3 separate regions of the Mus musculus genome follow, and all the other regions are linked to region 3. A link is a loop called in an ENCODE intact Hi-C map of the cell type or tissue named here. Cell type or tissue: heart. All regions are shown on one strand.

Region 1 (2,500 bases), 76 kb before region 3:
GCAGTGGTTCTCAATCTAGGCAATACTGCTTCCAAATCAGCATTACCTGTCACAGACCCCCATCTGTGACACTTCTAAGCATCTAGGCGGTCAGAACAGAAAAGCTCTGAGCACAGGCCCCAATGCCATTAGCATGAAAGCTGGGGTCACTCTACTCTATCGCCCATCAGGCTGGGAAGGGCAAGTATCTTTTTTGTTGGTATTCAAGTGCCTTACAGAATGCTTTCTTTATGGTACCAAAGCTATATCTGCTCTGGCTCCACCCTGCACTCATCCGTCTTCCTCAGGTGTCTCCTCCGACGCCTGGAGGAAGAGGGGAAGAGAAGCTGACAATCCTAAGGCATGCGAGCCAGTGGAGCTGCTTTCTGAGAGCCACCCGTCCCTGAGCGGGCTCTGCATGGTTGTGCCAGCATCTTGTGTCTCCATGTTGTTCTGAGCTTCCAGCCCTGGGCTGTGAGGCCAGTGGCTAAAGACATTACAAGGTATACAATGACATAATCGCTGAGCATGGTGGCCCTGTGTCCAGCATGGACGTCAAAGCTGCTCTCTGCTGCTCCTTCCCATCTCTGCCTTCTCTCTCTGAATGTTAAGCCTGTGGCTGTGGCATGATTGGCTGGATTACTTGAGGTTAGACACCCAAATGCCATTCTCTCTGGGTCTAAAGTGAGGCTCCATTCACAAGATCCCAGTGCTCAGGCACCCTTGGAATCAGCCCTGGGGTCATGAATGACAGAGGGCCATCACCAAGCACAGAGCCCATTTTGGCTGACCCAGCACCTGACACTGGGGGCCCAGATCAGGACTACGTCACTGCTTTAGGAATTAGTCAGGGCAAAGGATGTTGACCAGCACAACTGGAAGCTCCACACTTAATGGCCAGGCCAGGATGAAGGAAGGACAGGACTCTCTGCTGAGAGGCTCTGTGTGGGTGGCAGACCTACTTCCACAGGGTACAATTTGGTCCTCCTAACAACCAAGAGAAACGAAGTCACAATGTGAATGTGGTGCTGAGGCTCTGAGGGAAGAATCTATCCCCAGTACCATAGTGAGGAAGGAAGTAGCAGAGAAGGCCAAGGTCACCACAGGGGTCCTGTTCATCTTAAGGTCATCCCAGCATCTACCTAGAAGGATGAGAAAGAGAGAGCTGCCTAAAATAAGCAGATAACATCACCAGGTGTCACTAGAGAGACACTCAGTAGGAGCTTTGCTGGCAGCACCACATAGGGCCAATCCTAGAGCCAGCCTAGAACATCAAGACAGCACGCCCAGCTAGCAGCCAGCAGGGGGCCCAGAGGAGAGACAAAAAGGGGAGAGGAAGTGGGTGCGGGTGAGGAAAGCATCGACAGGAAATGCCCTTGGAACACGCCCTATGGCAGCAGCAGGCTGAGGCCTGGCCACCCCCACCCCCACCCCCACCCCACAGTTCTCTAGTCTCAGGTCTCCCCGGGATGCTGAAAACCTGTTTGCCTCTGCAGGACAAAATGGCACACCCCCTCCACCTAAGAGCCCCCTTTCGAGTCGCACTGGGACACCTCAGCTTGCTGAGGAAACAAAGACACGGTCTCAGAAGCTCTAGGAACATCTGTCTGAAACTCTTGAACAGGGGAACACAGCAGGGGCATAGCCAAAGGCAAGCCTCTAAGATGGATAAAGGCAGATGGGCAGTAGCTGTCTCCACACTCAAGTCCCCAGCACCCATGAGCCTGGGACTTCCATGGAGGACAAAGGCGGGGGGTGGGGGGTGGGGGGCGGAGGTAGGGAAAGTCAGATTCGACCTGCTGTGTCTTGGCCTGGATCTGCCATACAGCCATCTCCTTTCCCTCAGAGCTGGTCTCCCTTATTGACAGAAACAATGGCCTCTGCTCAGTCATCCTGGTAGGACTATAGGGAGAACTGGGAAGGAGGGGTCTGCTGAAAGGACACTAGGAGAGCCTGAGGCTGCACTCTCGCAGTGGCCACAAGCCTGAGAGATCTCTGCTTTGCTTTGTTGACTGGCACTCAGGTTCAGAGAGGTTTGGGACCGTGTCAAAGGCCCTAAGACTCAATCGAGAACTAGGCCCAGCTCACTTGCTCTGTGTGCTAGGGCTCCTCAGCCACTTACAGCCTGGGTGGGATTAGCAAGTGTGGGAAGTTGCCGGCCTGGGAAGAGAAAGCACCGCCCGGGCCTGAGGAATGTGCCTAGTCACTGGAAGCCAGGGGAAAGCCGTGACAAGTCACTCAGGCAGAGGAGACAGGATGGAACCAGGGGGAGAGATGAGTATGAGAGTGTGTTCTCGATTTGCAGAGTGGCAGAGAACCAGCTGGGAGAGCGCCAGGAAGAAGGCAGGCCTGGTTGCTGCCCAGGCACCATCTAGCTCACAGAGATCTTGAGAAAAGAGCCTCACCTCTCTGGGCCTCAGGTATACACTGACAAATGACACGCCTACCTCTTTGAGCCTGGAGGCTGATGGGCTCCAGTTGGGCCCTCCTGCACTTTCTTCCTACCTCATATCTATCCTAA
Region 2 (2,500 bases), 87 kb after region 3:
GCCCATGTGTCCCAGTGGAGAAACAGCTTCATGTTGCTACTTCAGGAAGGTGGAGAGAACCAGCTTTAAAATACCAGGGAAGGCGGGGCATGGCGGCACAGAGGCAGAGGCAGGAGGATCTCTGTCAGTTTGAGGCCAGCTCAGTCTACATAGAGAGTTCTAGAACAGCCAGTGAGTTTTAGGACAGCTACACAGTGAGATTCCCACCTTTAAAAATAATTGCAGCTTTATACCCCAGTGACTTTCAGGAACAAGGAGAGCCAACACTCTAAAAGGGTCCATTACTAATATGCTCAATGTTCATATGATATTAGGCACACTCAGCCCCCCATGTACTTTTCTTATTCCTCATGGAATCTGCAGTGAATTGGTTAAATGTGACTACGCATGAGGACCCTTCCCTAAGAGGTGTGCTCCAAGACCTGGCCATACAGAAATGCTCAGCGCCAAGGCCACTTTTTCTTTACTGTGAGTTTTGTAGGATATTAAGAAATACAAAACGGAACAAATGGCTGAAGCGATAGCCCAACCGTCACCGTTTGGTTCCCAGCAGCCACGCTGAGGAGCTCCTAAGGTGACTCTAGCTCCAGGGGCTCTGTCGCCCTCTTCTGGAACCATAAGCACCAGCACACACATTAATTACAAAGCAAAAGAGGAAGAACTTTTTATGTGCACACATACAGAACCTTTCTTTTTTGTTTGTTTGTTTTGTTTTGTTTTGTTTGTTTTTCGAGACAGGGTTTCTCCGTATAGCCCTGGCTGTCCTGGAACTCACTCTGTAGACCAGGCTGGCCTCGAACTCAGAAATCCACCTGCCTCTGCCTCCCGAGTGCTGAGATTAAAGGTGTGCGCCACCACGCCAGGCAGAATCTATCTTTTTTTTTTTTTTTTTTTTTTTTTTTTGCCAATTTAGCTTTTAAAGTGCTGCACTGGAAAGCAGGTCTAGGTTCCTGTGAGAGATAGTAGTGAAGTCCATGGGGCGAAAGGGACAAGAGATGGAAGAAGAGGGCTGGAGGGATGGCTCAGCAGTTGAGAGCACTCACTGGCTGCACTTTCAGAGGATCCGGGTTCGATTCCCACCACCTACCTGGTAGCCCACAATCATCTATGAATTCAGTCTCAGGGGATCAGACTCCTGATTCTGGCATCCCAAGGCACTGCACATATCCACTGCACTCACATGCAGGCAAAACACCCATAGCCATACAAAAAAACAGATCCTAAGAGGTGGGAGATGTCTTCATTCAGGCCAGAAAACTGTGTGATGCCATGGAAGGTGAAAGCCAAACTAGTTTTTTCTGTACATAGTGGCTCACATTTGTAATCCCAAGAAGCTGCGGCAGGAGAAACACTGTGTTCAAGGTCAGTCTGGGATACATGGCAAGATCATGTTTAAAAAATATAAACAAGGGCTTGAGAAATAATAGCTCAGCAGTTAAGACCGTATACATCTCAAAGATGGGAGTTTGATTCCCAGCTCTACAGCAGGTGACCCACAAACTCCTGAAACACCAAATCCAGGGGTACACTGCCATCTACTGGCCTCTAAGGGCACTGCATCCACATACACAAATCTACATTTAGAGACACACAATCAAAACAAACAAATAAATAAATTGAGCTGGGTGGTGATGGTGTATGCCTTTAATTTCAGCATTTGGAAGGTAGAGGCAGGCAGATCTCTGGGTTCAAGGCCAGCCTGGTCTACAGAGAGAGTTCCAGGAGAGCCCAAGCTATACAAGAAACCTTATCTGGAACAACAAAAATAAGGTAGGTGTTGGGTGTGGTGTTCTATGGACTAGGGAGGCAGAGACAGGAAGGTCTTTGTGAGCTCAAGGTCGGTCTCATCTCATTGCATAGTGAGTTCAAGACCAACATAGTAAAACTCTGTCCTAAAAAATAAAACCCAAAGAGCTAGAGAGATGGCTCAGCAGTTAAGAGCACTGACTGCTTTTCCAGAGGTCGTGAGTTCAATTCCCAGCAACCAGATGATGACTCACAACCATCTGTACTGGAATCAATCAGATGCCCTCTTCTGGTGTATCTGAAGACAGTGACAGAGTACTCACATAAGAGTACTCTTATGTAAGTCTTTTTTTTTTTTCCGGGTGTTTTTGAGACAGGGTTTCTCTGTGTATCCCTGGCTGTCCTGGAACTCACTCTGTAGATCAGGCTGGCCTCGAACTCAGAAATCCTCCTGCCTCTGCCTCTGCCTCCCAAGTGCTGAGATTAAAGGCATGCAGACCACTGCCAATGGTAAGTTGGCCTTGCTCCAGTAAATAACCCCACAGCCATACTCCTGCAGGCAGCCCCCATTAAGTGCAGTGGGAACAGAAGCAAAACAGTTTGAGTAGGAGAGGGATTTGCTGGGAAGAAGGTTTCAGTGGGGCGGGGGATGAGAGAAGGAAATGGGGAAAAATGATTGAAGAACATTTTATACATATGAAATTGTATGAGAATTAAAACATGTAAGTCTCCAATATTACCAAAGTTATCATGC
Region 3 (2,500 bases):
TATCTAAGCCTCTGGGTTTGTTTCCAAAGTTCACAATCCCAGCAAGCAATGAAGCTGCTGTTAATGGGGTCAGCTATTACTAAGCAGTCCCCAACCCTGGAGAATAATAAAGGTGATTCGAGTGTATAGAGAAAAAAAAATCTTCATAAAGTTGGGCAGGAAACAAACAGAAATTAATCAGAGAAGACTAAGTGCACAAGTTTTGGGAAAAGGTATTCACTGAACAAGTGTGAACACACTCCTCCAGGACAATGTTTATGAAGGAGAGCACTCAGCACTTCTGGCAGGACCCAAGTCCCTGGGCCATTCTGTCTCACACAGTGGAGGGCAGGGCAGCAGCTGGACGGAGAGAGAAGAGGAGGAACAGAGCCCAGCAGAGCTAAGCAGCGCTGAGCCCAGCTAGACCCAGCCATGTGCTTCGCGTTGGCAACAAACTGGCTCTTTTGAGAGAGGAGGAGTCTGACAAAAAGGACAGCTGCAGCAGTCCCGACAGAGAGGCAGTAACCTGGAGAGAGAGCCCTGAGATTGGGGCTATCCCCTAAGTCAAAGCAAAAAACAAACCACCTTTGGGGTTCGCAGAACTACTTAATCTATTAACACCCCCTCCCCTCATCTCAAGAGCAATTAAACAGGGTCTGTCCACATCTGGTTCCCATCTAAAACCAAAACTTGTACTATCAGCATATTACATAACAAATTATGCCTGCAGGTTTCTTTTATTACACATCAGAGAGGTGTGCACAGTGGTGGCGGTTGTGCTGACCTGAGTGTTTACTTCAGTGGGTTTTTTTTTTCCCCTCTTATGGGTACAAACAAGTTTTCCAGACTGTGCATGATTTAACCCTAGAAAGTCTCATGCCTGAATGACACTTCAGCTGGGACAGAGGACCCAGCCCTCAACCCTCAGTGCCAGCTGAAGAGGAGTGGCTGGGAAGGGTGTGCATTTTAAAGAGCTCTGCAGGCACCAGATTGCTCCACAGTGCCCCCTGCTGACAGCATTTAGACACAGCTCTCTCCTGGAGGAGGAGGAGAGCTAGCTTTGGCTGAGCTCCCATCATGGGTCAAGCACCAGCTCAAGGAACTCACTTAAAACAAACCAGCTACTATGGAACTACAGGATGGGGATGCTAGGGGGTACCAACTAACAAGGAGCAAAAGAAAGGTGAGGAGGGAGGGACAGAGGAAGAGAGGGTGGGAGAGAGGGGACGGTTAGGAGAGAGAGAAGGAAAGGGGGTGGGGGAGCAGGTGAGCACCCAGGAAGGGCTTCCTGTAAAATGTCAGTTGAGTGACTCCTCTATGAAGACCTTGAAGTATCTATCTAAAACTCTTTCCATAACATACCTACTACACTGGAAACAAAGGGAGAGAAGCTGATTAGAATCATTATCAACCAAAACAGTGAACTTATCCTGCCTTCAACAACCTTAGAGTCCAAGGTCTGCAGCCAGCCTTTCCAGAATGCTTGCTTTGATGTTAAAATGAACGCACATCACACTCTTGTGGTGTGTGCGGGGGGGGGGGGGGGGGGGGAGGGGTAGGGGGTGGGTAGGCGCAAGTCCTTGACCAGAGCTATTCTGAACTGGTCTCAAGAGCATCTTGTTCCCGATGTGGACACTTGGAAGAAAACCGCAGGCATTCCCCAAGCCTCTTAGATTTCTTGACTACCACAGGGTCCAGAAACTGGATCCGCACACCCCCTGAGTCTACAACTACAGTTACTAACCTTAATACTCAACCCTTCTTTCACTAAAGGGGGCCTATCACCTGGAACAAGTTTTCTGCTAATCTAGCGCACAGCAAAGGGGGAAGGGGAATCTACAGACCTTCAACTCACTGTCAGAACTGTAACTGAGATAAGTCCCTGCTAAGTGGAAAAATTAAAATGAAACCAAAACTTGGTGGCCCAGTCAAGATCGTGAGTTGCACGGGTGCGCAGACTCCATTCTTTCCCCAGAGCCTCAAATCAAGTCATATCGTTCAAAACGGGAGTCCAGGATTCAGCAAGGAGGGCTTCCCCCCTTCCAGGCGTGGGGACTGCTGGGAACACATATGCTAGCATGTCATTTGGAGGTCTGCTAATATGCTGAAGGAGCCCAAGACATTTTGCCTGGCTTCCTGGGCCAACAAACAATGTCATTCCAACTCTTGAAGCAGTCAACAGAAAACAGTCCCTTTCTCCACCGTCCAATAATTCAACAAACATTTGTTCCTGTTGAACCACCACCAGCCTAGCTCCATCTGTACCAACTCCTGCGAGACAAGTACCGAGGCGGCAGAGGCGGCAGCGGCAGCACAAATGGGGCCAGGACCTGAATGCAACCCACGACGGGGGCCACTTTCCCAACACCAGAGTCCCAATTTTACCGTATGGAAAACTCAAGAGTGTGGCCTATAGGAGGCAGAATCCCATTCACCAAATGCTGCAAAGAGCTTTTCTTTGTTCGCCATGGTACTAAGTACAGTACGTGTTAACGAACCCGGCGGTCAGGAGCATCAGGGG

What was found. Peaks named below come from ENCODE experiments on the same cell type or tissue, not always from the same donor. Only the 100,000 strongest peaks of a DNase experiment are listed, where the experiment ranks them.
Region 1: it touches region 3 in a loop (6-fold over the local background); 21 of 42 quality-filtered maps call a loop at or near these places.
Region 2: it touches region 3 in a loop (2.2-fold over the local background); 4 of 42 quality-filtered maps call a loop at or near these places.

Annotation. Positions count from the first base shown.
Region 1 is chr7:132,734,073-132,736,572 of GRCm38, forward strand. All of the region lies in intron 4 of Fam53b (family with sequence similarity 53, member B), which reads right to left. Among named protein-coding and RNA genes, the nearest start is that of Fam53b, 79 kb to the right of the region's middle. In heart, a CTCF peak has its summit at 1,264 (motif pointing right); DNase peaks (open chromatin) are centred at 379, 1,309 and 2,189; H3K27ac peaks cover 2,163 bases.
Region 2 is chr7:132,896,902-132,899,401 of GRCm38, forward strand. All of the region lies in intron 1 of 1500002F19Rik (a long non-coding RNA gene), which reads right to left. Gm46003 (a long non-coding RNA gene) reads left to right here. Exons shown (of 2, transcript XR_001778301.2): 1 at 1-49; 2 at 1,655-2,500. Among named protein-coding and RNA genes, the nearest start is that of Gm46003, 1.3 kb to the left of the region's middle. In heart, CTCF peaks have their summits at 618 (motif pointing left) and 1,540 (motif pointing left); no DNase peak of the experiment used is centred here; H3K27ac peaks cover 95 bases.
Region 3 is chr7:132,810,137-132,812,636 of GRCm38, forward strand. The region is part of intron 1 of Fam53b (family with sequence similarity 53, member B); the gene reads right to left. Among named protein-coding and RNA genes, the nearest start is that of Fam53b, 2.5 kb to the right of the region's middle. In heart, a CTCF peak has its summit at 990 (motif pointing left); DNase peaks (open chromatin) are centred at 395, 985, 1,995, 2,275 and 1 weaker place; H3K4me3 peaks cover 1,118 bases; H3K27ac peaks cover 1,434 bases.